Regions from separate parts of the Mus musculus genome. Here all the other regions are linked to region 1. The links are chromatin loops, found by intact Hi-C in ENCODE. Cell type or tissue: heart. All regions are shown on one strand. Region 1 holds the start of Rnf214 (ring finger protein 214). Region 2 overlaps Sik3 (SIK family kinase 3). Region 3 holds the start of Zpr1 (ZPR1 zinc finger). Region 4 holds the start of Bud13 (BUD13 homolog).

What was found. Hi-C counts contacts between places; a loop is a spot of excess contacts. Peaks named below come from ENCODE experiments on the same cell type or tissue, not always from the same donor. Only the 100,000 strongest peaks of a DNase experiment are listed, where the experiment ranks them.
Region 2: it touches region 1 in a loop (2.7-fold over the local background); 4 of 42 quality-filtered maps call a loop at or near these places.
Region 3: it touches region 1 in a loop (2.7-fold over the local background); 4 of 42 quality-filtered maps call a loop at or near these places.
Region 4: a loop joins it to region 1, with 3 times the contacts of the local background. A loop is called at or near these places in 4 of 42 quality-filtered maps.

The regions. Positions count from the first base shown.
Region 1 is chr9:45,902,525-45,910,524 of GRCm38, forward strand. It overlaps Rnf214 (ring finger protein 214), which reads right to left and starts at 4,387. Exons shown (of 14, transcript NM_178709.5): 1 at 3,828-4,387; 2 at 2,282-2,395. The coding sequence starts at 2,388. It overlaps Pcsk7 (proprotein convertase subtilisin/kexin type 7), which reads left to right and starts at 4,045. Exons shown (of 17, transcript NM_008794.2): 1 at 4,045-4,515; 2 at 6,004-6,127; 3 at 6,736-7,212; 4 at 7,851-7,985. The coding sequence starts at 6,748. In heart, CTCF peaks have their summits at 4,031 (motif pointing left) and 4,243; DNase peaks (open chromatin) are centred at 3,977 and 4,387; H3K4me3 peaks cover 2,933 bases; H3K27ac peaks cover 2,153 bases.
Region 2 is chr9:46,187,228-46,195,227 of GRCm38, forward strand. Sik3 (SIK family kinase 3) reads left to right here. Exons shown (of 25, transcript NM_027498.3): 7 at 6,936-7,054; 8 at 7,593-7,703; 9 at 7,939-8,000. Among named protein-coding and RNA genes, the nearest start is that of Apoa1, 37 kb to the right of the region's middle. In heart, a CTCF peak has its summit at 4,643 (motif pointing left); a DNase peak (open chromatin) is centred at 4,194.
Region 3 is chr9:46,268,732-46,276,731 of GRCm38, forward strand. Apoa5 (apolipoprotein A-V) reads left to right here. Exons shown (of 4, transcript NM_080434.4): 2 at 350-406; 3 at 495-594; 4 at 1,037-3,190. The coding sequence starts at 367. The coding sequence ends at 2,003. It overlaps Zpr1 (ZPR1 zinc finger), which reads left to right and starts at 4,333. Exons shown (of 14, transcript NM_011752.2): 1 at 4,333-4,636; 2 at 4,747-4,908; 3 at 5,325-5,415; 4 at 5,926-5,996; 5 at 6,633-6,719; 6 at 7,000-7,122; 7 at 7,469-7,516; 8 at 7,681-7,747. The coding sequence starts at 4,466. In heart, a CTCF peak has its summit at 4,161 (motif pointing right); DNase peaks (open chromatin) are centred at 3,480, 4,390 and 4,970; H3K4me3 peaks cover 2,847 bases; H3K27ac peaks cover 1,207 bases; H3K27me3 peaks cover 2,860 bases.
Region 4 is chr9:46,278,283-46,286,282 of GRCm38, forward strand. Zpr1 (ZPR1 zinc finger) reads left to right here. Exons shown (of 14, transcript NM_011752.2): 11 at 22-132; 12 at 1,387-1,473; 13 at 1,634-1,699; 14 at 2,756-4,361. The coding sequence ends at 2,890. Bud13 (BUD13 homolog) reads left to right here and starts at 4,730. Exons shown (of 10, transcript NM_146000.2): 1 at 4,730-4,891. The coding sequence starts at 4,749. In heart, a CTCF peak has its summit at 4,410; a DNase peak (open chromatin) is centred at 4,739; H3K4me3 peaks cover 2,112 bases; H3K27ac peaks cover 1,206 bases.

The DNA.
Region 1 (8,000 bases):
TCTGTGTAGACTAGGCTGTCCTAAAACTCACTCTGTAGACCAACCTGGCCTCAAACTCACAGATCCACCTGCCTCTGCATCCCAAGTACTGGGATTAAAGATGTTCACCACCACAGCCCAGCTAATTTTTATTTATTTTCTTTAGGGGACCAGCAAGTTTAATTAAAGTTAATACAGGAGCTTGGATGAAGGGTTATTTACAGGAGGAGCAAGGCCACTAGAACAAAATGTTTCCCTCCCCCAGCAAACATTCAGCAATTCTTCTTGAAAGCCAACTGTGGAATGGGGACAGGGAACTTAATTATAAACCTGGTCAAATACCATACCCAGGCTTAACTCCAAACTCTACAATTTACTAACATCTAGATAAGCTATTTCATTTCTAAAGTATAAACAGTGCTGTCCACCTAACAGAGAGATCACTCAATAACCTGCTGTTAGCTGCTGTTACTACTACTGGTAGGGCATGGCTGCTCTTATTAGAAAGTTAATAAAGCAGAAATATCCAAGTTTATGGTAGGCTTGCATTTCCCCTATTGCTCATTCACTAACAAGTACCTCTTATATTTTGTTCATTCATTTGTTTACTTATTTAGTGACAAAGTCACATGTAATTCAGACTGGCTTTGAACTAGAGTAACTGAATATGACCTTGAACTTCACATTCCCCTGTCTTGGACCCAGAAGTGCTGGTGCTACAGGTATGTTCCATCATGCCTGACTCAAATATCTCTTTTTAAAAACAAATATCTATTGACTCTTACGTCAGAGTTCATGAGTTCAAATCCTGACTCCAACACAGTTTTGTAACTTTGGGCAAGTCACTAACTTCTCTGTCTGTTTCCTCACCTGTTATAGGAACATTAATACCTGCCTTCTGGGACTTGCATGAGGGTTGAATGTGTTAATGTACACACAGCTGTTGGTACAGTGTTACCTATTATATTAGGTCCCAGATCCCCTAGTCAATTTAATTCAATATTGCACATAACAGTGTATTAGACAGTCTTAAGAGGCAAAGCTAGGTAATTACAACTCCTGCTTTCAAGACTTTGGAGGAAAAAGCTAAGTGTGGTACCCCACACACTTGGCTACAAAGTGAATTTGAGGCCAGCCTGAGCTACAAGAGACTCTGTCTCAAAAACGAACAGCAACAAAGAGTCTTGAAGCTAGTGAAATGGCTCAGCATGTAAAGGCACTAGCTGACCAAGCCTCACCACCTGACTTGGGATTCCCCTGGTGAGAGACGAGAACCAATTCTGCCAGATTTTCTTGATCGTCGCATGAAAACTGTGACATGTATGTTACACACAAACACTAAATGTAAACACTTGAGAGGCAGAATCAGATGGATCTCTGTAAGTTTAAGGTCAGCCTTGTCTACACAGTCAGCTCCAGGTCAACCAGAGCTACATAGTGAGACCCTGTCTCAGGAAGAAAAAATAAATTAATTCATATAATAAAACGAATGTGGATGGAAGAAAAAAGAATACATTTTAATTAAAGGCATAATATATATGAAGCAGTAAGCATTAAGATATATTAACAGATATAAATATGAATAGATACACATATGTGATTATGTTGGTATTTTGTATATCTACCTATATAACCAAGTATCTTGTAAATCAGTAAATGGCTCGGGAGAAAAAGGTTTTTCCACAAATACTTGGTAACGTGAGTTTGATGCCAAGAACCCACATAATAGGAAAGTAGCAACTCCACAAAGCTGTCCTCTTGGCCTCCAAATGTACACACACCTCCCCACCCCATCACACATAATATATAATAAATGATCATTTGTAAAGACAAGAGTATGGACACACATAGTAGTTTATCCCTTTAATCCCAGTAATCAGGAAACAGAGGTGGATGGCTCTGAGTTTGAGTTAAGCCTGGTCTACACAGTGAATTCTAGGCCAGCCAGAGCTACAAAGGGAGACCTTGTCTAAAACAAGAAAAAAAAAAGAGCATGACACACAAGAATAGTTAAATGAACAAAGAGTTGGTATAGGATAAATCAAGGAAATATATACATTTATGATGTGTTGATAACTGTCTTAACCTAGCATGCCTACCTAGGTATCAGTTGACATGTAGGATACCGTACAAAAACCAAGCAGTCTCTACTTAAAAAGAAAAATTAATCTGAAGGAGGGAAAAAACCCTTAATCTGCAGAAATGTCACTAGACCTCCAAAGAGGAAAGAAGAGATGCTCAGAAGCCCATCCCAAAAGCCCCTTACCCAAGTAAGCTTTCTCCTCAAGAGTCTGCAAGTTACCTTAGGCCATCTGGGAGAGATTCATCGGACTTGGATGCACACAAAGCAGAAGATTCCGAAGGACTCGGGGTACCGGCCCCAAGGCCAGCTACCTCAGAGGCCGCCATCTGCACTCTGGACATTCAGAAACAAACCAAAGGACACAGGTGACAAAGCTGAAAGCTTTCCTCTGCATAATGCCCACTGTGTCAGTTCCTCCAAACACCTAAGAAAGAGTATTCTGCAGGAGGGCAATAAAAGAGCCACTTCCGGCCATAAGTCCCAGTCAGCACTGCCCTCAGGCGCTGTCATACACATAAACATAAGGCAGACTACTTTTGTTCTGGACAGAAATGCAGTCATTCCAAACAGACGATAATCTGATAAGAATTTTCTGAATGGTCCACATACCTACCTCCATTTATTAAAGTTGACCTTTTTGGCCAAGATTCAATAATATGTTTAAATCCCTTTTGGCTGTTGCAGTCAAAGCATTCTCTATTAATTTAAGTGATAGGGTTTATGTGAGGTGTTTCCAAGAACAAGTCACCCCGGACCATCTCTGTGGGGTGTCTTTTAGCCTGACAGTATTCCTTTCCTACAGATGGGAATGTCTGGTATCTGCCAACGCCCCACTAACAAGTTACCATTGAGTCACAGGCTACTACTCAGTTACTCCAGGAGAAAAGGGAGATGTTGAAAAACATGGTAACTCAAGTAAGGGAACCCAAGAAGACGGTTTTTTACATTTTTATTTTTAAGAGCATCTTTTTTGCTGCAAAATAAACTCGGCCTTCTATGGTAACAAGAAAAACTAGGTGGTAAAAGTAGGATTAGTTCCCATTCCTGCTTTTATTTTGACAGCATCCCATGAATAGAATATCTCTGAACCCAGAAGAATGCACAAGAGCAGATACCGAGTCGGGCTGAATCAATAGTCACAGCTCAGTGCCTCAGTTTCCTCTCATAATAAAAAGCTCCTAGGTGAAAATGGGCCCTGAAACGCCATTATTGCATCTCGGATGCAATCAGTCTGCCTACAATAGGGTCGAGATCATTGCCTCCAACAGGGAACAAGGTCTGGGTCACCGATGCCCAGTAAACGAAAACCTTAGGGCAAGGGTCATACGTGAAACTCCGCAGCTAGAGCCCCAAACGAGAGGGATGGGGGGTGGGGTCGCACATCTGGCTCAAGAGCCCAGTGTGCCCAAGGGAATCCCGCAAGGCAGTGATGGTCACCAGTCAGGCGGCGACGCAGAAGGGGACAATGGGGGGAAGCTGCGCCGGGTGGTCACCGCCACTCTTCACAGGGAGCTGCCGCTACGCTGGCCCTTGGCACTGGCCAGCGCCACCTCCACCCCTTCCCCTCCGTCCTCACCGGCCGCCAGCTCCCGTCCCACTCCCAGGCCGGGCTCCCGCCCCTGTCCCCGCCGCCCCCTCCCCGCCGCCCCCTCCTCCTCCGCCGCGCCCCCCTAGTCCCGCCGTCCCGACCCGCGCGCGCCGCCCCGCACACACCTCCCGCGCCGCGCCCCCGGGGAGCCAAGCGGGGGGGAGGGAAGGGACGCACCTGAGCGGGCGGAGCGGGGGAGGGGGCGGCCAAGCCTGGGGGAGGGGTCGAGCGCTGGCCCGCGCGCGGCACCTCCCACTTCCGGCGGCGCGAGCGCAAGGGGGCGAGGCCGGGGCGGCGAGAGGAGCGGAACCCGCGGGGTGAGCGGCCGCCACCGACGGCGCCCTCTGGCGGCAGGCGCGGACAGCGACCGGACAACGGAGCCGCTGAGGGGACCAGCCCTGAGACCCAAGCGGAGCCCGAGGGACACGCGGGCCAGAGAGACGGCGGCCGGATGGAGGCGAGAGCCTCTCTGAGGAGTTTATGGGGAAGAGTCAAGGCTATGGCAGTCCGACGGAGAAGAGCCGCGAGGGGTGTTTAGAGGTCGGAACCGGGATGGTCCTTACAGAGGACGCCATGAAGGACGAGGGCCCTGTGGCGGAGGGGGTCCTGTGGCGGAGGACACGAGGATTCGAGGCGCCGGAACTCCCACAGCCCTCACGGGCCTGTGACAGAAGCTGTCGGCGGAGCGCCCGGAGCTCGGCCCGCTGGTCAAGAGGCCGCAGGCCCAGCCGCTGATTGGCTGCGGCGCCGGGCGGAAGTGATGTCGCTGTCAGTGGCGCCTCCGGCTCCGGGGAAGCCGAGAGTTTCCGTAGGGTGGGGGCTGCGGCGGCAGCAGCAGCAGCGACAGTAGCAACAGAGGCTGTGGGTGAGTCGGGAAGAAATGTAGTGGAGGCTGGACCTCGGATATACGGGGGACCATGGACCGGGGCTGGTCGGCGTCTGCGGAGGAGGTCCTTCGCTGAGGGCACCTTGGGTCCTGGCGTGGGCGACCCCAGAGGGACCGGGTCTCCGGGTCGTAGGTTCCGGACAGCATCGGTCCTAAGGAGAGAGAGGCACATTGCACGGAGCAGCTGAGTCCGCGTGGGAGTGGGGGCATCAGAAAACTCACTCTGTACAGACCCTGGTTCCTGTGAGTGGGGAGGCGGGGCTTGAAGGACGGTGGTTTAAGAGCAGAATCTTGAGCAGGAAAGGTGCCCGTCTACCTTAGTTGAGGGTGATGGGAGTCTATTTTCAGAAAGTGCTTAAGATTTCTTGCTCAGAGGTCTGAGAATAAGTGCTGCTGTGCCTCTGGACCACAGGGAGAAAAAAACAAACAAACAAACAAAACAAAACAAAAACAAAACTCGGTTTCTCTTCCAGAAATCTCTGTTGGAACCTACAGAGATTGTAGGAGCCTGCCTGAGTGGATGGCTGCTATCAAACCAGACTTTGGATTTACTTATATGCAGACTAGGGAAGACACCTGGGTATCTTGGGCCAAATTGAAGCAGCCCCAGGGGCAGGAAGAATGTAATAGGAAATATGCCATGGAACTTAAGGACATGGTGGCCCACACCTATAATAACAGCAGTAAAGGGGTGGAAGCAAGAGTTCTCAGCCAACCTTTATTATATAAAGAAAGCTTGTTTAAGCCGGATGTTGGTGGCACACACCTTTGTTATCCCAGCACTCTGGAAGCGGAAGCAGGCTGGCTCTCTTGAGTTCCAGGCCAGCCTGGTATACAGAGGAAGGGAGGTCCAAGGAGTCTTTGGTAAAACAGTCTTTCCAGAATGTTTTAAGTCGGTACCATCCAAGTGTATGTCTGGACACCAAGACTGCTGCAGTGTGGGCTTGGTAGACAGTAGTGAGTTTTAAATGAGCTCAAGACCCCACATGTGCCTTGTTCCTGCCCCCACAGTTGCTCGAAAGTTCTAATTTGGTGGGGTTTTTTCCCCTTTGAGTGGTTGAAGACAGGGCTGGAGCCTGTGCCCTCACTGAAAATCCAACTTGGTGAGACGGGGCCAGCTCCTTAGTCCTTCTTGCCAGTCATTTCCTCTCTCCCAGTTACCCACATGCACTTATACTACATTTTATTTCCATTATCTGGCTTTCTCCCTGATTGACAGTTAGGTCTTGCTAAGCCCTTAAAGAAGCAAATGAAAATAACATGATAGGTTAAGAAGTGGGGTATCTGGGTTCTGTATTGGTGTGGCCTTATTGTGATGAATGTCTCCTAGTCTGTGGCCTGTTTTAGATCCCTGGAAATGACATTTAACACTGGTCACTGGTCAGGCCTGGCCTTCACTTTAGTTTCTGCTTTGCTGGCTTTAGTGGGACACCTTTTTGTTGTTGTTTCTGTACTTGGGGTCCACAGGTCTGCAGCTGTGTTCCCAGTCGACACTCACTGCTCACAGTGAAGGTGACATCTCCCTCCATTTTCACAAGATGAGTGTGGTATGGTTACCCAGGCCAGGACCTAAACTTCACAGAGAGCCCAGGTAGGAATGGCTCCACAATGGGAGATAGAAGTCCACTGGGAAAAAGACTTATGTTGTCTGTAAATAAGAGGGAGATAGAGCTGGGTGTGATGGCTCATGCCTGTAATCCCAGGTAGACACTGGTGGATCTCAGTGAATTTGAGGCCAGCCTGATGGTCTACATAGTGAGTTCCAGGACAGCCAGAGAGAGCTACATAGTGAGATCATGTTTTTAAAAAAGAAGGAGGAAGAGAAGGAGGAGGAGGAGGAGGGGTCCTGATGTTGTCAGTCATGGGAGTGATATGTACTTGGAGTAACTGAATGAGCAGCCCAAAGCAAGCACCTGGATGATGCCAGGCTATTGGGGGCACCAAGGGATGGGCCATTGTGCTGTAGGAGTCATCCACTGGGGTTAGCCCTGGCTCATACTCTACCTGGGGGTTAACATTTTGCTTAGGGACAAATGTACTTGGTAGGGGAGGGAAAGAGACTATGAATATCAAGTGACTAACCACTTGAAAGAGGCGTGTTGGGCTTCCCAAGGGGAACACACTGATGGACCTAGTCACTCTCTGAGTTTCCTATAGCTGCTGGCCTTTTTTTGCTGATTCTTTTTCCTTTGTTTGCAGCCTGCTGTTCTGATGCCGAAAGGGAGGCAGAAAGTCCCACACTTGGATGCCCACCTGGGCCTGCCCATCTGCCTCTGGCTGGAATTAGCCATCTTCTTTCTGGTTCCCCAGGTCATGGGCCTATCAGAGGCAGGTGGGCTTGACATCTTGGGCACAGGGGGGCTGAGCTGGGCCGTACATCTGGACAGCCTAGAAGGTGAGAGGAAGGAAGAGAGTCTGACGCAACAGGCCGATGCTGTGGCCCAGGCAGCAGGGCTTGTGAATGCTGGGCGCATTGGAGAACTCCAGGGGCACTACCTCTTTGTCCAGCCTACTGGGCATAGGCAAGCCATGGAGGTGGAGGCCATGCGGCAACAGGCAGAGGCTGTGTTAGCCAGGCATGAAGCTGTGCGCTGGCACTCGGAGCAAACGCTGCTGAAGAGGGCCAAGCGCAGTATCCACTTCAATGATCCCAAGTACCCTCAACAGTGGCACCTGGTAAGTACAGCCTCAGATAGACAGGGCCTTCTCTAGTGTGCTTTTGACTGAGGCTTTCTCCCACTCCCCTGTACTTATACTGAAGGGGGCATGTCTGTGGATTGGGAATATAGTTTGCTCTTAGTCCATACCTTCCCTGTCTGCTGTGAAGAGCAGGGCAGTGCTGAGGGTGTATGCACTCAACTGCAGCTAGTCTACTGCACTCCTGTTCTAGCCTTCCACTTTCTAGCATGTACCTTTGGCTGAACTATACCCCTCTGTGCCCCACTTGTAAAATGGAGGTTGTAGCAGTGCATATTTCATGGAGTTACTGTTAAAACAAGTAAGTGTATATGTGAAGCATTTAGAAAAGTGTCTTACTCATGGGGAACCCTGTTGTGTATTGGCTGATTGCAAACTTTACTGCATAATAATTACCAATTAGCCCTAGCTACCACTTTGTCCTTGAGTTGCCTACAAGTGAGACCAAGAATCGATCGGAGGGACAGGACTCTCATGTGCCCATCTGGACTCTGTTCCCCACTAACCTGTTGGTCTGTAGCCTCTGTTTGGCTCTTTAATAAAAGCCAAGGAAAGGGGTAGCTTTAACTTGTCTCTCTGGACTGAGCTGTATGTCGGTTGATTTCTGTCTTCTACAGAATAATCGGCGGAGCCCAGGAAGAGACATCAATGTGACAGGTGTGTGGGAGCGAAATGTAACTGGGCGTGGGGTGACAGTGGTGGTGGTGGATGACGGAGTGGAACACACCGTCCAGGACATCGCACCCAACTACGTGAGTGGCCTGAAG
Region 2 (8,000 bases), 280 kb after region 1:
GCGAAAGCACTTTGTGGAGAGGAGCAAGAGTGGGAATGGGCGTCACTTGCCCGAGCTATAAGTGCAGAGGCACGTCTTTGGAGGTCTGCTCTCCATCCAGGGAGAAAAACCTGTGGTGCTTTGGTGTCTATCCACCTGGGAACACATCTCAAACCAGAGAGCTGGGTGTGGTGCCACACCTGTAATCCCAGCACTTGGAAGGCAGAGGCAAGAGAATCACAAGTCACCCTCAACTATATGTAAGTTTCAAGGGCAACCTGGGGTCTATGAGACCCATTTTAAGACAAAACAAAGCTAGACCTCATCCGAGTGAATCAGGCCTCGCCCTAGTCCCATGAGTTTATCTAAGTTTCTAGAAAGCCAGGGATGAAGGTCCTTGATAGTGTTCCAGTTATAACTATACCTTTCAAGCAAACTGTTTTCTGATTTATGGAAAGCCTTTATAGAAGAATAAAGAAAACTCCAAGTAGAAGAAGCTTGATTCCAGAGGTTGGGTGATAACTAACTTTGGGTTCCTGTGCACTAGGCACAGTTGATTTAACTACTTAGTTCTCAGCAGGCTCTAACTATCCCGTGAGATATGCTGAATGCTGGGTTGTTTGATTGGTATAAAAATGAAGGCATAGCAAGGATAAGAGATGCTCACTTAGAAAATGCTAGAACTAACCTTTGAACCTTAGCCCTCTGACCCCAGAGAGTTCCTAACCATTCTCAGTTACAGTTAGTTCTCGTAAATAGATACCTGGTAAGGTTTTCAGAGTATTTGGAGAGTCCTGGAGAGGATATCAAAGAAAGCATTAATAGGAGGCCACGAGATGGCAGTGCAGGTAAAGGCACTTGCCACAAGGCCTGGGGGCTTAAGTTCACTTACCAAGACTGCCCCTGCCCCATGCCCACCTACACTAGAGCTTAAATACACATTTTTAAAACTTCTTAATTAATAGCACATACTTTAGACTCTGGGAGATTTCTAGCTCCAGCCAACCTCTTACCAAAGCTGTCTTGGTTAAAAACCAAAACACAATGCTATTTTAAGAATAGATTTAACTTTTCATTATCTGTATAGAGATGATGACAAACTTTATTTTCTGTTTATAGAGAAAAGTGGCAGAGCCAGGTTTGATGGTGCATGTCTACAGCCCCATCAGCTGGAGGGATGAGAGCAAACTAGTGCCAGCCTGGGCTATATAGTGAGAAGTAGTTTCAAAGACTGGGAGGGGAAGAGACTGAGAGACCAAGCCAGGAGGGAATCTGAGAGGATATGAGAATGTTTTATTTGCGGTTTTCTTTCTGGAAAAAGTAGTCAGCATTACTGAGACACTGAGTCACAAACATCTGAAGGCCTGGAGCGCAAAGCACCAGACTCCTAAAGCCATGTAGCTCTCTGTGCAGAGGCTCCTCACAGCCCCTCTCCATCTGCGCAGCCAGCTCTCCTGTTTTGATCCCTGACCTGGTCAGAGCTTGCGAGTAACAGAAGCTGACAGCAGTGTGCCAGCTTGCATCCAATTCTGACATGCAGTTTAACTGTTTGAAGTTCTGAAAGTTGTTCATTATCCACAGAAAGGGATGTTTTAGAGATTGGACTGCCGGTTAATTTTTGTTCCCATTTTGGATTTTGAGATTTAGAAAAATAGAGCTGTCTAAAATTTGGATTGCTATAAAAGCAATCTATAACTAAGGAGTAAACATTGATGGGAAGCATGCTAAAATTGTCCAAAATATAGACTTTGGTGCTGAACACTTGAGAATCCCATATGTATTTAAACATATGTATTGAGCATATGCCTTGTTGACTGGAAAGACTAAGAGAAACTAGACCAAACACCTTCTTGTACACACTTAGAGGAAGCATGGGTTTCTGGGTAATTGTTTCTTACACTCTTACAATGCCCTCTGGCAAACAGATGGCTTCTCTTTCCACCAGCTCAAAGAAGCTGTGCGCGTGCAGGGACCTGGCACGTCGTTTCTTTGAGACTGTTCCTCTGCACAGACCCCGGAGCAGAGCTTTATGATGGCACTACTTGAAAGGTTCAGGGATGGCAGGCTTTCCTTCATGGGGTCAGCCCAGAGATGCTGGCATCCAGTCCCACAGAGCTCAGTTCTCCTTGTATGATTCCTTGATTTGCAACGCCTGTCTCATCCATCCCCCACAATCACCAGAGCTCAGGCTTCAGTAGGACTGTTCATCTTAGCCACTGACCTCATTAGCAGGTGAACACGGGTACACACACACACACTCCTCACACATGCGCGCGCACACACACACACACACACACACACACACACACACACACACACACCTTTCCATGTTCTCTTGCTCCCAGTCTCGCACACACTCGCTGTCAGCCCACCTCACAGTCCTTGTCATCTCATTAGTAGTTGTGAGCATGCCCTCTACTGCTTCGTTTGGAACCTGCTTGTAGGTGAATAGTGCCGCAACAGCCTTTGGAGCTCACACAGCACGTCATCAGCTGGATGCGAGAATTGTTTGGATTTGTTTTTCTAAAGCTATGCTGGGTGCTACCTCAAACACTAAAAATGGTCATTGTTTGTTTGTTTGTTTGTTTGTTTGTTGAGGCAAGGCTTCTGTGTAGCCCAAACTGTCCTGGAACTCACTCTGTAGACCAGACTGGCCTTGACCTCAGAGATCTACCTGCCTTTGCCTTCCGAGTGCTGAGATTAAAAGGGTGTGCCACCACGTCCAGCTTCTAATAATGTATTTTTAAAGGTAGTGTTTAGATTAAGAATTCTCTAGGGGGGCTGGTGAGGTAGTTCAGTGGATAAAGGCCCTAACTACACAAGCCTGCTAACCCAAGTTTGTTTCCTGGACCACTAACCAGTCCATCCTCCCTTAAAGGTGGAAGAGAATGAATTGAATTCACAAAGTTAGCCTCTGACCTCTACACATAGGCCATGTATGCATGCATGTGTGTGTGCACACACAATAATAATAAAATAAACCACCCCCAGAAATCCAAATGCTTAGAAGACTGAGGCAGGAGGACCATGAGTTTAGGATTAACCTGAGTCTGGCTTATCTCAAAAAAACAAAGAAAGGACAACAATAAAAATAAACAGACTCTACTGTTTAGTATCTGCCTAAGTTTCTTAATGTCTCAGTTTTAATTTCTTAAAAAATGTAGATTATAATAGGTGTCCTGTATAGGTTGAGGCTTTACAGGACGTAGTACTCTGCCTACCACACCATAGCCAACCATGATAATATGGGCAGGAATGTCTCTGCAGGAATCACTCTACTGACATTTCATTTCCGTCTCTCTGGTTTTGACCCCATACAGCAGCACACCTAAATCTTTAGTAAAATAATGGTTTTCTGGCAACTCCAGCTTGAAGGGTGGGAATGACTGTTCTGTTGTGACTTCTTAGGTATTTCCATGGTAGTCAGCCTCCAAGTGAACAGGCAGAAGCCATTGTTCTCCAGGTCTGTTGCTTTTGGTTTGGGAACAATATTGAGCACGCACTTGGCCTTGATGACCTCCTGTCTGGGCCCCTAGGTACTGAGGCTCTAGGAATACACCTCCACAGCTAGCCTCTGAGGACGGTGCTACAGCTGTCAGCAAGGTTTATCAGTCACTGATGCGCCTGCCATTTGGGAGGACCTGGCTCATGTTTGGACATTGATGCTGTTCTGAAAGGTGCAATTGCTGTCTTGGAAGCTTCCCATTCTTCAAACATGAGTCTGTGAGTCTGTGAGTGACAGCAGGAGACTACCATGTGACGCATTTCTAGTGAAAATGAGATTACTACATCATACACAGACCATTCCTTTATCACTGTCACAGAGTTTTGAGAATTGGGGGTAGGTGACCAAGGAGTTCCTTATGTCCCCTTGTTATGCAGAAGAGTGATCTGTAAAATAAGTAGCTGTGACCCTCTGGGAAGGGTCAGTGAGGAGCCACTTTGCTGGGGCGTCCTGAAGAGCCGACAGGTTCCCTCTGCTCTGCTTCCTTCTCCGTCTGCTCACTTGAGTATCCTGTGGTTGTAGGTTTGAAGACGGTCATTGCCTTCATTTTCACATCCTTTCCATATTTTGTGTAGAATAACGTGTCCAGAGCTCGCCTGAATTCAATTTTATGAGCTATATGATACTGAGAAAACGTGGCTTGATGCTGAGTTCGGCCATGTTTCACCCTCTGCAGCAGATGAAATGTGTTAGCTTCTGACCGTCGGCCAGTTTCTGCTCCATGTGACAGCTAGGATCAGTGCTTGCCCTTGTGCCACCGACACAAAACAGAGTCCCTAATCTGGGGAAGCTATGAAAACTCTTTGGCTCCTTGAACAATCAAAGATTAATACAAGTTTGTGTACATAATTTCATAATTCCTTGTGGTTTTTTTGTTTTTTGTTTTTTGTTTTTTTTTTTTGTAGTGAGACTTTCAGGGTCTCTTAGGATAAAATCTGTTAAGGATGACTGAGAAGAAGTTTCAGAAGCCTGGAGTTGAGATTTGCACTGGGACTTATGACAGGTTATTTTGTTTGTTTGTTGTTGTTTAAAGAAATTGCCTAGGAGAAGAACTCTTTGTTTTAAAGCAAGCCTGTTACAGACATTTTTTGGCCTTGGCCCCCTAATGTCTTACATGAAATTTTGTGCAGAAAGACCAAAGGAAAAGAGTGGACTGCCATCTAGAGGCTTGAACAACAATGTTACAACTTCAAAAGCTTAACCGGCCTCTGTGTACTCAACTTTGTGAATTAAGAACAACTTTTTTCTTTCTTCTTCTCTTTTCTTTTCTTTTCTTTTCTTTTCTTTTCTTTTCTTTTCTTTTCTTTTCTTTTCTTTTCTTTTCTTTTCTTTTCTTTTCCTTTCCTTTCCTTTTCCTTTTCTTTCCTTCCTTCCTTCCTTCCTTCCTTCCTTCCTTCCTTCCTTCCTTCTTTCTGTCTTTCTGTCTTTTTGTCTTTCTTTCTGTGATGACAGACATGTATGTCATAGATGCTTCACTGCTGTGTCTACCCTTGCTACTGTAGACATAATTTTAGAATGGAGATGCCATGGTCTTTGAGATAGGAACTGTACTTGAATATACCTTTACTCACAAAGTAAAAACAAATCAATGTTTTTATTTAGCATCTGTTTTGGATTTTACATTAAAAATTAAGAGTAATTCTTTTAAATGACTCTGAGTGTATATTTCATGATAATGATGCTACTATAAGTGGTGTAGAAATTGCAGAGTTGAATTTGTTCTGGAAAAAAATAGATGACTAGAATGTATATCCGCCTGATGATGCATTATAGGACAGTCAATAGCATATCCTTATGGTAGCTGAATGTTTTAACATTTCAAAGTCTTGTTTGTTCATTTATAAATGTGCATCTTTATAGTACCTGATCTAGGATTGTTATGAAGACTAAGTGAAATAAAAAGCATCTTCACGATACAGTCTTACTTGGTTAAGATGAATATTCAATAAATATTCATACATTCAGTTCCCATTAGATATAATGATCATTTTTGGTATTGGATATTCCATATTGCAGTAAAAAGGACACATGCCTTGCATTGTCGCAGAGATTGTGTCAGCAAGCACAAATACGAACAAGAGAAGTCCTTAAATAATTCATGTAAAGAAAAGTCACGTGACACAGTGAAGCGTAACCGAGCCTGTTTTCATGTCAGAGGTCAGAGATGAGTTTCTGAGGAAGTGACAGTTAAACTCTTTTTTTTTTTTTTTTTTTTTTTTTTTTTTTTTTCCATTTTTTATTAGGTATTTAGCTCATTTACATTTCCAATGCTATACCAAAAGTCCCCCTTACCCACCCACCCCCAGACAGTTAAACTCTTACCCGCATGACAGGCAGCCCTCCATGAGAAGGCCTGTGGAGTTTCCATTTCAACTAGAGGACTAAGCATGGAGGCCAGACAGCTAAGAGAACTTCACTGTGGGAAATCAGACAGGAACTTTTTAGGCCCAGGACTTAACATTTTCATTTTGAGGGTCATGAGAAGAAACTGTAGAGTTATTAAAGTGGTGATGTTAGCCTTAGCCTTAGAAAAATGCCAGTGGAGACTAAGACAGACAGAGGCAGGAAGCCCGCTTGGGAACCTTTTCTGGCTGTCTCAGCCAGCAGCGACGGCTTGGGATGGACCCTTTGGCTCTGTAGGATTGTGGTTAACGGCACCAGGTCAGGGGTTAGGGGTAAATTCTTGGGGTAAACTGCTTACATTGCTGTGTTTGGATCCCTAGCACCCATGCAAAAGTAGACATGGTGGTACACACCCGAAATCCCAACACTGAGGGTCAGGATGCGAAGATCTCGGGTTCACCAGCCAGCTCATATAGTGGAGCTTCAGGCTTATGTGAGTCACTGTCTCAAAAAGTATATAGTGGAAACAATTAAGGAAGCCATCGTAGCGTTACCTCTGACCTCCATCCTTGTTCACATAGACAAATGACCCTGACACACATGCACACACCCATCCTTGTTCACATAGACAAATGGTCCTGACACACACGCACACACCCAGGTAGACATCCAGACTATTGGTTTGGATCTGACTGTGGCCTCTGGGCTGAACCTGGGCCATTTCTAAAGTGGGAAGGATGTTCACAAACTGCTCTTAGGTTTGTGGTGGGGCTGAGGTAGCAGTTGTAAAGCGCTGTGAATACGTGCGCAACGCGGCCTCATCACTGTCTGCCGCCTTCCCTATGACTGTTGCTCCAGCATGGTCATCAGAGCTCCCAGTTTACACATGAGAGCTTTTGTAAAGTGGGTGGCTTTGAAATCAGAATATAGGCTTCTGTTTTGGAACTCTCTCTCCAGGATAACCTGGAGTGTGAGTTGAAGGCAGAAGAGAAACAGAACTAAAACAGGGAGCCGAGACTCTACCTACTGCTCTTACATCTAGCCCTATCAGCTCTACCAGCCCCCCAGACCCCCCACTAGACTGAGGACAGCTGTTTGTCTGTTGCAGAGTGTGAGCACTTGATCCGCCACATGCTGGTGTTAGATCCAAATAAGCGCCTCTCAATGGAACAGATCTGCAGGCACAAGTGGATGAAGCTCGGAGATGCAGACCCCAACTTTGACAGGGTAAGCCGGACCCTTGCCTCAGGGAACTCCTGATTAACTCCTTCTCTTCTTCAGTGGTTGTGATCTGCCTAGGACCTAAAGAGATGAGCAGTAGGAACCAGCTGCTGGCTAAGACCAGTGGCAGGTGAATTCACAGGGAGCCGCGGGATCCAGCAAGGCTGTGGAGACAGTGATACTGGGCATTACCACAGAAATCATAGTTTGCTTTTGACTTCTGAGACAGCATACTCCCAGTTCTGCAGGTCACTGCCACCAGAGTGCCTTTCTTGTCTTGAGTGCGCTCCCTTCAACAGCTTCTGTCACATACTGCTGCACCCCATTATGATCACTCTCGTACCCCAGGAGCTCAGGAAGCAGCCCTGAGGGTTTTGTCAGCCCATAGCTGATTGCCAGAACTGTCTTGCTTAGACTTCGTATGACACCCACAGAATCTGCAGCAGTGGGGCATAGAACAGCTTTGTCAATGTGTATCCCATGCCGTGTTGATGTAGTTAACTGGGGTCTGACGGCTTGCCTCTATAACTGTATTATATTACAGTTAATAGCGGAGTGCCAGCAACTGAAGGAGGAAAGGCAGTCGGACCCCCTCAACGATGATGTCCTCTTGGCTATGGAAGACATGGGGCTGGACAAGGAGCGCACACTTCAGGTACCTAAGAAGGAGTGCAGAGCAGTGAGATAAGCGGCCCTTCCTCTTGCCTGCCTTTCCTGCAGTGTCCCCTTCCTGAGCTCGTGGGTGTTCCTGCTTTCCTCCCTTTCCCTCTTCCTTTGCCCTTCCTGGACCTGAGAGGGAAGGAAGGAGCTGCTTTGTGCTGTGCCGGTTGTGTCTGGTGTGTCAGTGAGGCGCCACCTCCGAGTCTCACTCTCCCTTTCTCTATTGGTAGTCATTAAGGTCAGATGCCTATGACCACTATAGTGCAATCTACAGCCTGCTGTGCGATCGACA
Region 3 (8,000 bases), 370 kb after region 1:
GCTCGGAGGCAGGAAGACAGGCAAACGAGGGAGCTAGATTGCATTGAGGTGGGTGGGTCATCTCTCTAGGGCAGCCTGAGTTCCAGGTTCCCTACTTTGTGACCGAGGTAAGGAGCAATCCAACCCTGTTGTCTGAGGAAGTCATCTCTTCCCTCCTGCCTCACTCCCCCACCCCCAGTCCCCGCAAGTGCCTAGTTCAGTTCTCTGGAGCTTTTGACATGATGTTACCTACACACTGGGGAAGGGTTATCGGGATTTGGGGCAGGCACCCCCTAGACCAGGCTTCCTAGATCTAGTCCCTGGCTTTGCCTCTCCTCCTGATCAAGCCTTCATCTACCTTCCTTCTCAGGGGCCATCGTGGAAAGCATGGCTGCAGTCATCACTTGGGCCCTCGCCCTCCTCGCAGGTGGGTCTTCTGGCCCACTGCAGTGTGGGTTTGGGATGGAGGATGGGCTGAGGGGCCTGGCCCTTAACTGTCTCATCTTCCTCTGCAGTGTTCGCAAGCACTCAGGCACGGAAGAGCCTCTGGGACTACTTCAGCCAAAACAGTTGGAGCAAAGGCGTGATGGGCCAGCCACAGAAGCTGGCACAGGAGTAAGTAGCCTGGGCAAGGCTGTGCTGAGGGCACGAGACAGCCCTACTGTGGGATGATCCCTTGGCTCTGTGGTTAACATGGAAGCTGAAGGAACCAGCCCTGCCTATAGAACCAAACACACCTCAGTCATCTTGGGCACCCTCTTGTCCAAGTTTCTCCTGCCCATGGCACCTGAGATTAGCATGCCACAGAATGACAAGATGGTGTGAATCTTGGCGTGTGTGTGTGACACCTTCTTGGATGGTATTGTAAGACCGAATGCCATTTTGTGTTCTGAATGTAACAATGAAGTTGGCTGGGGTCAGGACTAAAGACCAGGCTCTGGGGCCACTCCTCCTGTCCTGGCTTCTGCAAAATATTAGTGTCCCACAGCTTTGGGGAAAGGGAGATTTCAATGCTAGCAGTCTAATGGCCTGATTCTCTGTCTTTCTCCTTCTCCAGGAACCTGAAAGGCAGCTTCGAGCAAGACCTCTACAATATGAACAATTACCTAGAAAAGCTGGGACCCTTGAGAGGGCCTGGGAAGGAGCCTCCTCTGCTGGCCCAGGACCCAGAAGGCATTCGGAAACAGCTGCAGCAGGAGCTGGGGGAAGTGAGCTCGCGCCTGGAGCCCTACATGGCTGCGAAGCACCAGCAGGTAGGCTGGAACTTGGAGGGCCTGAGGCAGCAGTTGAAACCCTACACGGCGGAGCTGATGGAGCAGGTGGGCCTGAGTGTGCAGGAGCTGCAGGAGCAGCTGCGCGTGGTGGGAGAAGACACCAAGGCTCAGCTCCTGGGGGGCGTGGACGAGGCGCTGAACCTGCTGCAGGACATGCAGAGTCGAGTGCTGCACCATACCGACCGAGTCAAAGAGCTCTTCCACCCTTACGCAGAACGCTTGGTGACTGGAATTGGGCACCACGTGCAGGAGCTGCACCGCAGTGTCGCTCCTCACGCAGCTGCCAGCCCCGCGCGACTCAGTCGCTGCGTGCAGACTCTGTCCCACAAACTCACACGTAAGGCGAAGGACCTGCACACCAGCATCCAACGCAACCTGGACCAGCTGCGCGATGAGCTCAGTGCCTTCATCCGCGTCAGCACAGATGGGGCGGAAGATGGAGATTCCCTGGACCCTCAGGCTCTCTCCGAGGAGGTCCGCCAGAGACTGCAGGCTTTTCGGCATGACACCTACCTGCAGATTGCTGCATTTACTCAGGCCATTGACCAGGAGACAGAGGAAATTCAGCACCAGCTAGCCCCACCCCCGCCTAGCCACAGCGCCTTCGCTCCTGAGCTGGGACACTCAGACAGTAATAAGGCCCTGAGCAGACTGCAGAGCCGACTGGACGACCTGTGGGAAGATATTGCCTATGGCCTTCAAGACCAGGGTCATAGTCATTTGAGTGACCCTGAGGGTCACTCCGGTTAACCCTCCAGCTCATTGTCTGGACCCTGAGCCGCTAGCATGGTCTATTAGGCAGAGGGTGGAGGGTCCTGCACACCACCAAAGGTGCTGCTGTCCCAACCTACCCAGCCTCCTCAACTCCCCTACTCAGGGGCATTACACTCAGTAGGCTTTGCAAACCCAGCTTCTGGTACTCATTTGGCAATCCTAAGTAGCAAGAGTGAGGTGACAGGAGTGGGAGATGGTGTGTGGGGTGACTGACCGCAAGCCAGTGCTTGACCGTGCTGGAAACCCATGCCACTACAACCTGGAGTTGGGCTCCTGTTAATTCTCGCAGCCTGGTGCTGGCTGTTACAGTTGGTCCATGGAGAGGAACTCCTGTCTCCCCAGGGTTGTCATGAGAGCTTTTGTTGGAAGGGAGCAGGAGGAGAGCATGATGCAGAGAACATGTGATGGAGTGTGTACGTCCCTGCCAGTGGTCCTGCTGGTGGGTCCAGTGATGGGACCGGGCAGAGCCCCTATTTCCTTAGAGAACTCTGAATCCAGATAAGGAACTGAGCCATCCACACGATGAAGGAGGGCTTCTAAAAAAATCCTGTACAGAACAAACTGTGTGCCTTCCTCATCATACAGTCCCTACCTCCTGACTCTCAGGGTGGAACTGACTTTTGGTTGGAATGAAATAGATGCTCGTGATGGAACGTTGTTGGTCTGGCGTGACTCTCATTGGACCATGTCTGAGAGCAATTGTTTCCCCTCTGTCTCAGAACACACCCACCATCCACTTGTACCCCTCACTTGCTCTTTCTGTCTCTTTTCCATTCTTGGTCCACTCTGGGCGAGTTCTGCCGTAGGACTCCTGGCTAGACAATGGCTGTCACATTTGATGGGGTTGGGTGGGGAGGAGGCTGTCTTGTTCCACAGTCTACGGATCACAGGACAGCGTGGATTAATTCTCGCAGCCTGGTGCTGGCTGTTACAGTTGGTCCACGGAGAGGAACTCCTGTCTCCCCAGGGCTGTCATGAGAGCTTTTGTTGGAAGGGAGCAGGAGGAGAGCATGATGCAGAGAACATGTGATGGAGTGTGTAATGGGGAAACATGCTCTCCCTGAAATCCCTGAAGGATCCCCTTACCCTTGGTCCCATGTTCCAGATTCCTCATGCCTGCTTGACTCTCTTCTTGGGATTGATAAAAACTCTCTCTTTGAGACAGATCTCACTACAGAGTATTTGCTGGCCTGGAATACATTATGTAGATCAGGTTAGCCTCACATTAATAGAGATCAACTTGCCTCTGTCTCCTAAGTACTAGGGTTAACAACATGCTCGGAGACCTAAGAACTCTTAACTCTCTTTCGTATACACACTCACTCAGATATCAAAGATCGCCAGGGACCAGTGAAACAAGACAGGGGCGGGGAAGGAAAGCCCAGCTCAGCACCCTTTCTTCCCAGCTCAGCCTTCTCTGCACAGGATGCTCGATACCTCCCCACTACAGATCCTCTGTGAAGCTGCACTCCACGCAACCACACCCTTGTTACCCTCAATCCTGTAGATAGAGTCAGTGTCAGCCATGTGACTGGGTTGTGGTCCAAGACTTAGAGAGGAAGCGCTAGAAAGGAAATTTGAAAAAACCCGATAAAGTAGGGTGTTTTGTTAGGAAACAAGGAGAGATTAAGACAGCGAATGCGGTGGGGGGAATGAGAAAAATGAGTAAAAAGAAGAGCAGTGTATTTAGAGTTAGGGGCGGTGTTTAAAAGGACAGAAGTGAGGAGCTGGGGGAAAGAGAGTCAGGGAGGGGAGAAGCTAGATAACAGGAGAGGGGACCCAGGCAAGGTCTGGCCACAGTTTTTTTTTTTTAATTATTTATTTTATTTATTATATGTAACTATACTGTAGCTGTCTTCAGACACTCCAGAAGAGGGAGTCAGATCTCCTTACCGATGGTTGTGAGCCACCATGTGGTTGTTGGGATTTGAACTCGGAACTTTGGACCTTTGGAAGACCAGTCGGGTGCTCTTACCCACTGAGCCATCTCACCAGCCCGTGGGGGCACAGCCTAGGCGATTCCAAAGCAACCGGGGCATTTTACATAGACCTGGAGTCCTGGGGACAAACAGGCTACCCGTATAGAGAAGCCACAACTAGCGAGCTACTCACGAGTAGCTGTCTTCAGACACACCAGAAGAGGGCGTCAGACCCCATTATGAATGGTTGTGAGCCAACATGTGATTGTTGGGATTTGAACTCAGGATCTTTGGAAGAGCAGTCAGTGCTCTTACCCGATGAGCCATCTCTCCAGCCCAGTGTGGGTCTTCTCTAGTTACGGAAGTGCAGTCTAGGAACCGGAAGTCTTTGTCAGAGACTGACCTAGGAAACGCAGGGTCTGCGGCCTCTTTAAGAAGGGGCGGGAACAGGGGCTGGAGGAAGTGAGGTCGCAGGGGCCGCGGAAGCCGGAAGCCGCCGCGGGAGCAACGCGTGGGGAGATGTCTGCCAGCGGGGCTGTGCAGCCGGGACACCCGGGGGCCGCCGTCGGGCCCTCGCCCGCTGCGGCTGCGTCACCAGCCACCGGGCCTTTGTTCCGGCCCCTCAGCGCCGAGGATGAGGAGCAACAGCCCACCGAGATCGAGTCACTGTGCATGAACTGTTACCGGAACGTGAGTCTGAGCCCGGGGAACCACCCAGCCGTGCACCCAGAGGCAGCTCTGGCGTACAGGGTGTAAACAAGCTGAAGTCATTCTCCCCAACGCCGCTTCTGCTTCCCTAGGGCACGACGCGACTTCTGCTCACCAAGATCCCCTTCTTTAGAGAAATCATCGTGAGCTCCTTTTCCTGCGAACACTGTGGCTGGAACAACACGGAGATCCAGTCTGCAGGCAGGATCCAGGACCAGGGAGTGCGCTACACCTTGACCGTGAGAAGCCAAGAGGTGAGCGCAGACCAGAGAAGGTACCCCCACGGTTTCAGAGAGCGCACTGGGGGTCAGAGCCCCCAATCGGACCATCAGCCCTTCACCAGACCTGTCCCAAGCCCTTAGTGTCGTCCTTTGACAGTGGTGTCGGTGGTGCTGGCCTCGGTTCTGCTGCTTTGAGTGGTGAACGTGCTTTGCGAATTTTGTGGGAGTGATGGGATTTATGTGGAAGAGCTGGGCTTTGTGGGTGGTGTTCTTACCTTCTGGGTAGTCAGGCTGACACCATGTGTACTATCCTGAAGTAGTTTGGACTCTTCTGAATGGAAGGCGGGAAGAAGAAAGATCTGGGTTGGCATCTGATGGAGAGATGGTCTGGTTATTTCCCAAGCTTTATTGCTGACCTCTTTAGCTAGAACGGTTTGCTTTCTGTCCAGGACATGAACAGAGAAGTGGTAAAGACAGACTCTGCCACCACAAGGATCCCCGAGCTGGATTTTGAGATTCCAGCCTTCAGCCAGAAGGGAGGTGAGTTTTAAGATCAGGTGTGTGAGGTGTGTGAGCTGTTCACAAGCTGAGATGTTTCCTATTTTCTTTCAAAGCCTGGTCCAGGTCACGCCTAGTGGCTTGTGTTTGGTCATTTAATTATAGTGGATTTTCATGTTTTAATGTGAGTAAAAAGTTATAGTTAATCTCTCTCTCTCTTTTGTTTTGTTTTGTTTTGTTTTGTTGGTTTTTAGGGTTTCCCTATGTAGCCCTGGCTGTCCTGGAACTCACTCTGTAGACTAGGCTGGCCTCAAACTCGGAAATCTGCCTGCCTCTGCCTCCCAAGTGCTGGGATCAAAGGCCTGCACCACCACTGCCCGTCTAATTAAATCTCTTAAGAGTCCAGTAGTGAGACAGACCACGGTGTGCTTAGTTTAGAGCTTTATAGATGAGGAGAAGGAGGCCTGCAGAGTTCAGGGAAAGTGTTGAGGGTCACACAGACAAGTGATAGCACGTCAGCACTCACTTGTCTCATGTTTCATTTACCACAAGCTCTGACCACTGTTGAAGGACTCATCAGCCGTGCGATCTCTGGCCTGGAACAGGATCAGCCCACACGACGGGTGAGTAGGGATGAGTCAAACTGTATCAGACCAAATGTTGGGGAACTTTTTGATTGAGCACATAAAGGAGCTAGTTCTCCATGTTGTGCTGTCCCCAGCCCACGTCTCGGTGTGCCCTCCTGCACTTCAGATAATGTCACATTATCTTGAAGAGTCTTCGGCTTCTCTACAGCTTCCTGAGGATTCTTTTATATCTGTACTTGTTATTATAGAAATAATGTCATTGCACATTGCTGCTGTCTGTCTCTAACTGGCTAGAGAGGCATAACAGAATTTTGGATTTTTAAAGGAATTTCTTTTTAATTATGTGTTATGTGCCCGTGTGATGTAAGATGTAAATGTGATGGCAGATACCTTTGTGAGCCAGAAGCAACAGTTCCCCACTGTTACAACAGTTCCCCACTGAGACGAAGTTACAGTGCAGTGGAATAATAAATAAGAAAATAAGCCCGCCTCCTAACCCCCAGCATCGTTTATAAACTTCAGATGAGCTTCTTGTGTCTCACTATAAAATTCAGGTCCCTGTGCTCCCAGTCTAAGTGGATGTTAAGGATCTGACTGGAGGGATATGGCTGTTGGAGGGTTGGGGTGTGGGGTGTACTGCCAAGTCTGCAGTTTTCATCCTGTTCCTGACAGGCAGTGGAAGGTGCCATCGCAGAGAGAATTGATGAGTTCATTGGCAAACTGAAGGACCTAAAGCAAATGGCTTCCCCTTTCACACTGGTAAGTACTGGGCTACTGCAGCCACTTTCAGTGTAAGGAGGAGGCGAGCATCCCTTGGCACTGACTGATGCTGGTAACCATGGAGCTTGGCAAGTGGAAGAGGTAAGAAGATCAAGAGTTTGGACTCATCCTTGACTTCATAGCACGGTATAGGCCAGGCTAGGCTATGCTGAAGCCCAACCTAAAGATAAAAAAGTGGAGCAGGATTTTTCTAGTGTGTTCTGGCGCTGGATGGAAGTTATATATGGTTTATCTTACTCTCTCCTCTCTTATTTGTCAGGTCATTGATGATCCCTCGGGAAACAGCTTTGTAGAAAACCCACATGCTCCCCAGAAAGATAATGCCTTGGTGATCACATACTATGACCGAACCCCACAGCAAGCTGAGATGCTGGGGCTCCAAGTAAGTGGACTGATTAAGTCAGAGGGATGCTCTGGGGCTGCCCTGTGTTCTGGGTCCTGAAGTCACTGAAGTCACTTTGCTATTGCTGCCACCATCATCCAATGCATCCTGTCTCGGCCTTTTATCACGCTCACAAAGCAGGTGTCAGTCACAGGAACCCAGCCTTGAGCCCCGTCTTTCTCTTGTCTGGGGATTTGCTTTGGCTTCTCTATCCATCTGTCCTTTGAGGTGTCCTTTGGTACCTTACAGGGAACAAAGGCATTCTCTCCCTCTTTAAGTAGGGCAGGGCTCTACTGTAGGCTGAGGTCTATCTGCCAACTTGTGGTTTGGGCCTCTGTTCTTTCAGGCAGAAGCACCAGAGGAGAAGGCGGAAGAGGAAGACCTTAGAAACGAAGTGAGTGGTGCTGGCTCCCTTTGAAGACCATAGTGGAGTTGTGGGTAGAGACTGACGAATGTCCAGTGTGTCACCATCACAGCTCACATGGGTGACCACCTGCGGGATGTCTTCAGCTCGAAGGGGTGGGGATGCTCAGTCTGTGCCCCTATATTATGTCCTAGGTGCTCCAGTTCAACACTAACTGCCCAGAGTGCAACGCTCCGGCTCAGACCAACATGAAGCTTGTCCGTATCTTTCAGCAGGCAATTGGGTTGCTCTTCAGCTGACTCGGGCATGAACGTTATATTACAGACGGGAGCCTTCCCTTCAGGGAAAGCCAGTGCTTTATCCTCAGTGGTGAGGATGAACCTTTAATGAAGCTACATACTGCATACCTGGCTTCTGAGTGTGGCCAGGTCTCCGTGTTTGTGAGCACAGGCCCGTTTATTGTACTCTTGGGTCCTGCATCTGTTTGTGTGGGACTTGGCTTTGCTTTTCCTTG
Region 4 (8,000 bases), 380 kb after region 1:
ATTTGACCTGTTGTCTTATAGTCTGAGACCTGTAGTGTGGAAATCCCAGAGCTTGAGTTTGAACTGGGAATGGCTGTACTTGGGGGCAAGTTCACCACTCTAGAAGGACTGCTGAAAGACATCCGAGAACTGGTGAGTGCAGAGTGTGCTGCATCGCTTCTGTTAGCAGTTTGGCAGTGGGAAGGGGTAACATTGTTTGTCCGGGTATGATGGCACTTGAGAAGCTGGGGCAAGAAGACAGGATTTGAGGACAGCCTGAGACCCTATCCCAAATGCCTCCTACCAAAACCAAATTCTGTTTTGTCACTTATAACTGGGGATTTCTTTGCCTTAAAGCTGGTTTAAGCCGGGCGTGGTGGCGCACGAGTATAATCCCAGCACTAGGGAGGCAGAGGCAGGTGGATTTCTGAGTTCAAGGCCAGCCTGGTCTACAAAGTAAGTTCCAGGACAGCCAGGGCTACACAGAGAAACCCTGTCTTGAAAAACAAAAAAAAAAAAAAAAAAAAAAGCTCATTCAAGAGATTTGAGTATTAATTATGAAGAGAAGGAAGAGAAATTAGTTATAGGATTTTGTTTGTTTGTTTGGTTTGGTTTGGTTTTTCGAGACAGGGTTTCTCTGTGTAGCCCTGACTGTCCTGGAACTCACTCTGTAGACCAAGCTGGCCTTGAACTCAGAAATCCACCTGCCTCTGCCTCCCAAGTGCTGAGATTAAAGGTGTGCGCCACCACTGTCCAGCAGTTATAGGAATTTTTAATGGAAATTCTCAAGGCTAGCAGTGGGCCAGTGTAGTTATTTTGTGATCTTAAGTCATTTACCTCATTACAAAATAGAAGGGGGTCTTTTTGACATCTGTAGTGAATATGTGGAGACTTTTCTTGTCGGTATTTCCTAAACAGTAGTGCAAAATTATATTAGATCTTATAAATGTGTTTATTTTATTTATTTGAGAGATGGCTTTGCGATATAATTGAGGCTAGCCTTGAGGTCACTCCACACACACACACACACACACACACACACACACACCTGCCACCTCTCGGCCTCAGCCTTCCATGTGCTGGCACTGCAGGCCAAGTAACTGCCTGGCTTTTCTTTGTGAATTGTACATTGCATTTCTTTTCCATATTGGGATTAGATACTGTAAGAACGCTACTGGATTCCAGTCCCTACTGCCAGTTTCCTTCTTGGCAAAGCAGTCTCATAGACATCTTCTCCTGTCCTGTTCTCGGGCCACCTTCCTCCCCTCCCCTAAGTGAGCAAGGCGTTGTGGGATATGGAGAGCAGGCTTCTCCCACTGGGAGTCCACTGCTCCCCACCCCTGGTTTGTGGTTCAGCGTAATGACCCATACAGTCTGTGTTGTAGTAATCCAGCTGTTGTGCTACAGGTAACCAAGAACCCATTCACACTGGGCGACAGCTCTAATCCTGACCAGTCAGAGAAACTGCAGGAGTTTAGCCAGAAGTTGGGCCAGGTAAGAGGACCCAGGCCATTTCTGCAATCCTAATTTCCCTTTCTTTAAACTTTTGGGAACTGCACTTTGTAAACTGGATTGGCTCTTGTCTCGCAGCCATAGCCTCTTCCTTCCAGGATCTTTGTAAGAGTTACCTGCTAAGTCCTCCTCTCTCCTGTAGATCATCGAGGGCAAGATGAAGGCCCACTTTATCATGAATGATCCAGCAGGAAACAGTTATCTGCAGGTAAGTTAGGCCTTCCTGGTGGTTCTATGGAGACATATTTTCGGAACTTTATAGAATTTGCATGATAGCCCTTAACAAGGAAAGCCTTGTTAAGTCTTCAATTGGGGCCTTGGGCAGGACTTGGAAGGTAAGGAAGAAAGGGGAAGGTGGTGATAGTGGGACTCCCAAGTGTGTGTAACAAAGACCTAGTGCAGGGCTGCAATCTTAGGTCCTCAGAAGGCCATGAAAATGGAAAGTTTAAGACCAGCCTGTGCGATTTTCAAGACTGTCTTAAGATACAATAATGTGAAGAAAAAGCCAAGAGTAACTGTTTACCTGGCTAGCGTGCTCAGGGCCCTAGGTACAGAGTGAATATATAAGAAAGTAGGACCTCCTCTTCCTGGGTCTGCTTGTCTTGTTCTTATTCTCACCCTCAGCATTGGAGCTTCCATTCTGCATCTGACTGTGAAGTAAGGAGCAATAGGAACCTGGCCAGAGGTCAGGACAGGAAAGCCGAGAGGTGTTGGCTGAACGGGCAAGCAAACATCTGGCAATTGATCCATATCAAACTGCAGCAAAATTGTGTTGAACCTGGGGCCTCCTCCTTACTTTAGTATTAATGAGCACTGATGGGCCTGGCAAAACTGGCCTAGTTTTTCACATAATTAAGATCATTGTGGTCCCCCTCCCTCAAAACCTTTTTTTTTTTTTTTGAGACAAGTCTTTGTTATGTAGCCTGGCTGGCTTTAAATTTGTAATCTTTCTGCCTCAGTCTCCAGAGTGCTGAGATTATAAGCAATCACCAACTTTGGCTACATTTTTTATAGGAAGGCCCATATATAAAAGTACTTAGAACTGGGGGTTAAACACTTGTATGCATGTACAGGGGCTTGGGTTTGATACTAGCATACACACACACACACACACACACACACACACACTTTTGCAGAATGTAGCCGTGGGCTCTAGAGACCCTGCAAATCCTGTGCATTTCTTCGGAGGTTGAGAGTCAGCCGTGGGAGGGGATGGCGGGCTGCACAGGCGCTGACCGTCGTCTGTCTGCTCTTGGCCCTGCAGAATGTGTATGCACCTGAAGACGATCCAGAGATGAAGGTCGAGCGGTACAAACGCACCTTTGACCAAAATGAGGAGCTCGGGCTCAATGACATGAAGACAGAGGGCTATGAGGCGGGCCTGGCCCCACAGCGGTAGCAGTGGCCAGCTCACTGGCCAGCTACAGTGCCACTCACACTGCAGGGTTATCTGTTACTGTGGGGAACTGACGAGGAGTGCTCAAGCCCTCGTCCATGGTGAAGAGGTTACCACTTGAGTTAGAAATGTAAGCACCCAAGATTAGCAGCTGACGGACGAGGCAGCTGCAGCCCTACTGTGCTCCTTGACCTTCTTTTGGAGGTTTTAAAGTCGGCGTGAGAAGAATCCCAGAAACACCAGGCGGTCTGCCATCACCGTTTGCCTGTCAGCTCTCTGACCTCCAGTGCTGGACCTTTGAAGTCTGGGGAAGTGAAATACAAGTTTCTGCTGGCTCTGGGCATGTGAAGTACTGACTCAGCAGGGAAGGATGTCGGAGGGGCCGAGCAGGCACAGGTGAAGACGCCACATTAAAGTGATGGCCTTTAAACGACACCCGCCTCTGCGTTCATGTCCTTACTGATTACCATGTGCTAGACTAAGCTGGGTCACACTGAGTCACACTCAGCTCCGAGGAGACTGAGGACAGCTTGGGCCATGCAGTGAGAGTCCGTCTTCATGAAAAGAAATGAGGAAGGAAAAACCAGTTTAGTTTCCTAAGCAAATCTTTCTTGAGGTGGCTGCTGTAGAGGCAGCATTTGATTCACTCCAATAGGCCATCCTGTCTGCTCTGAGCCAGGTACACCTGTGTGGAGTCTAGCTGTTCTCATGCAGCTTAAAGCAGTCTGGAAAAGCAGGGTGGCACACACCTTTAATCCCAGCAGAGGCAGGTGGTTCTATGAGTTTGAAGCCGATTTGGTCTACAGAGGAAGTTCCAGGACAGCCTGGGCTACACAGAAAAACCCTGATTCAAGACAAAACGAATTCAAACTGGATAACCAGCACCATCCTTGTTTGGCCTCTGCTAGCAAAAATTAGAGCCAGGCAGTATGAAGATGTGTGGGTTCCTGTACTTACCCGAAAGTTCTTATTATCTATAAAGGAGGCTAATAAAACTGAAGGGTAGGTCATGGTGTCCAGCCACTTGAGAGGCTGAGGAGGAAGGCTAACAAATTCAGGGGCAGCTTAGGCAATTTAGATCTTCAACATTCAAAAGAGTGGGGATGTAGTTCTATAGAACTCCTGCATACCATGTGCAAAAGGCCTTGGGTTTAATCCTCGGTGCTGGATGAAAGAAAAAAAAATTGTGAGGGTTAAGTGAGAAGTCATAAAACACTTAACCCTTTATAGAAGAAACTCCAGAATCTTCCTGGTTTCTTTGCCACACTGACCACGAATCCATTTCACTGGGAAGAGTTTATATCATTTTTTAGAAAGACATATCAAAGGTGAGAAGGTCAGTACAGGTTTGATAAAAACCTATCAAACTTTTATAGTCACAAGTTTGACTTCCCCTAAATGGTACCCGGAAGCCTCTTCCAGCAGACTTCCCACCAAAAGGTATTTATAGCAATAAAAGTGATTGAAATTGAAACGTTTGGTACAGCGTCCATTATTAAAACGCTGCTCAAGAATGTGCCCCTAGTGGTACAGCTATGGTAAGTCCCACCATTCATACAGGTGTTCTTCCTTACTCTGGCGCTGATGCTGCCAGGGTAGGATCATGTTACATCGGCCTGTGGCTTCTCAGCTGAGACAGCGTGGGCTGCAGGCTGTTGCACCGATTCGTCGTCTCAGGAAAAGCACAGCCAGCCCGAGATGCACGCACTCTCCCCTGGAGCCTCTTAAGGCTCAAGTCTTTAAGTCCAGCAGTTCAAAAAGTCCCCGTCCTAAAGCTTCCGCTTCTGGCTCCACCCCTACCGTTTCGCGTTGAAGAATTTTGTCCCCCACGCCGAGCTGTTGCCCCGCCCTCGCCGCTGCCATGGCGGCAGCTCCGCCACTCACCAAAGCTGAGTATCTGAAGCGTTACTTGTCTGGGACAGATGCTGGCTTGGAAGGAGGTCCCGAGGCCGGTCGCAAGCGGCGCAAAAAACGGCCGAAGCCTGGAGGCGCTGGCGGCAAGGGGTGAGTGGACTGGTGAGGTGTCGCGCTGCCCGGTGGCGCCCTCGGCCGCAGCTCTTCCTCGTCCTGGCCCGCGCGGTGCTGCCGACCCCGGCCCGAGCTCAGGCCCCGCTCCACTGCCCCGGGGCGGGATTGTAGCTGCCACTGGCAGCTCAGACCTCATCCTCTGAGCAGCGCCTTCCTTGTGTTAAAGGCAGCTAGAACTTAACTCACTTTCTCCCCGCGTTTGTAGCTTACGTCGTTCCATGTACAGATTGAAAGTCGTGTCCAAGAATAGCAAAGCTGATTCAAACCTTTTTCTTTCTCACTTTATTTCTCTCTTTCTCCCTTCCCTTCTCTTTCTTTCCTTCTTCTTTTTCTCTTCCCTCTTCTTTCTTTCTTTCTTTCTTTCTTTCTTTCTTTCTAGATCCAAAAATCTCTTTCTGAGGGTTCCAAAGTGCCAGGAACTGATCTGGAATCAAAGACCCATATCCTATTACTCACATCTACTACTAACAGTAACAACTAAAATGGGAACAGTTCACATCCTGTGCCTGGCCTCTTTCTAAAATAGTTGACCATATAGCTTTCAGAACATTGTAATGGAGCAGACATTTATATTAAACACTATACTTCCAGATTGCAAAGAGATGTGCTGAGACAGAGTTCAGATGAAATGTCCATTAGTAACTTGGCCACTGGAATCTGGAAAGGTTGGGTTAGGATATCCAACATCAACCTACAGAACAAAAGGAAATGTCTGTATTTGTAGGCTTTAGAGCAGCAGCCCTAAGTTTAGCAGCTTACTGAAGGTGCTATTTTGGATAGAAAGTTGAAACTCTGGGGGCTAATTCCATTCTCACACTCCACCCCCAGGTCTACTAAATGCTTATCAGCTTAAAGAGAGTACTAGATAGGATACAAAGTGTGGCTCACCCTCTCTGTGGGGCAGTATCATGGTCTAACAGTATTATTACCGTATGGTCCATTGAACTGGGTCGAATTAGTCCCTCATTTCCACACTTCTCTTCATTAGAGCTTGAGCATGACCTCATTTATAGATGGAATCTTTGTGGTGTTACCAGTTAAGATGAGCCTATATTCAGTTAAGGTGGTGTTGAATTCAGTGTGGCTGATGTCCCTGGAAGAAGGGGCAATGGCATGCAGGGGGAAAGTTTAAGCTTTGGAGCAATACTGATTAGAATTAGAATCCTAGCTGTGCTACTTATAGCCTGAGTGGTCCAGGGCAAGAGATGTTCATCTCAGCCGGGCGTGGTGGCACACGCCTTTAATCCCAGCACTCGGGAGGCAGAGGCAGGCGGATTTCTGAGTTTGAGGCCAGCCTGGTCTACAAAGTGAGTTCCAGGACAGCCAGGGCTACACAGAGAAACCCTGTCTCAAAAAACCAAAAAAAAAAAAAAAAAAAAGAGAGAGATGTTCATCTCTCTGAGCCTGAAGTCCCAGCCCCTTACTACTTGTCTGAAATGGTTGTTGTGATTAAAGCTGTGTCATGTGTTCCTGGCATTTCAAATAACCTCCTCCTTGCAGCACAGTTCATCTGTGTGGCACACATTTATTTATTGGCTTGCCACCACCTTACAGTAATTGGGGCACTGGTTCCTGAAGCTCAAAATGATACACTATTTTCATGTCAACTATTCACATCCTCTTTAAATCATCCTTAGATTAATTACTTAAAAGCCCACTACAGCTTAGGTAGTATGCCAGTAGTTACGTTATATAGGCCATTGTAACTAAAGAAAGTCTATCTGTTTAATACATTGGCCATTCCTTTTCCCCTGGTTGAGTTTGCAGTTGTGAAGTCCATGGGTGTGGAGGGCTGAATACCTCCTGTGACAGTTGTGTTGAAGAAGCCTTGATGAACAAAAAATGTATTAGTCAGCAGGATATGGTGGTAAAAGTCTATAATCCCAGCACAGGGGAGGCTGGGCTGGAGGATAGAGAGCTGGAAGCTAGCTATAGGGAACAACAACAAGAAGAAGGGAATAAATAAGAGAATGCCTTAGCCCTTGGCTGTTGGAACTTAGAATTTAATGAGAATATGGGCTGATAAATACAAATGAAAGCATTCTAAGAGTGTGTAGAGGTATTTCTACTCTGGGAGTAGGAGACAGTGAGCAAGAAAGATAGGTCCAAGGAAGTTATTAAAAACCAGGGTGTAGTGGCTATTCCTGGTTGTCAACTTGACAATATTTGGAATGAACTACAATCCGGAATTGGAAGGCTCACCAGTGACCCTTATCTTGAGGCTTGGAGATCCTTATCTGGATCTTGGTTTGGAGATCTTGAGCCATAGTGGCTATGGATTCCAGAAGATTGAATCTCCCAGTTTAAGGAAAACACCTTTAATCTGGGCTACACCTTTCATCTGGGATTAAAGGTGTGGTGGAACACACCTTTAATCTGGGCTACACCTTCTGCTGGAGACAATATAAGGACATTGGAAGAAGGGAGTCTAGCTCTAGCTCTTGCTCCTTCGCCTGCTTGCTGCGTGAGACTGAGTAGCTGCTAGATCCTTGGACTTCCATTCATAGCTGCGACTGAACCATTGTTGGGAATTGGGCTGCCGACTGTAAATCATCAATAAATTCCTTTACTATCTAGAGACTATCCATAAGTTCTGTGACTCTAGAGAACCCTGACTAATACACAGGGCCCAAAGAAAATAAGATTCGTGATTAACAGTGAGAAGAGTAGGTCTGGCAGAAGGAAGGGGGTGCCTTTGTAAAAACTGATATTACCAAAGGTGGACAGTGATGGAGTGAATTGACAGCACACAAACATTGAGCCATACCTTTAAGTTTAAAAGCCAGTAGGGGGCAGTGACATGGCTCTGCACTTGACAAGCCTGACAACCTGAATTCCATCCCCTGAACCCACATAGCGGAGGGAGAGAACTGACTCCTGCAGGTTGTCCTCTGGCCTCCATATGCATGCCATATCACATATATACACCATCACTGTCACACACACACACACACACTCTAAATGTCAAAGAACAACAGGTAAGGGGCTGGAGAGATGGCTCAGAGTATAGACTACTCTTCCAGAGGTCCTGAGTTCAATCCCCAGCAACTACATGGTGGCTCACAACCATCTGTAAAGAACAACA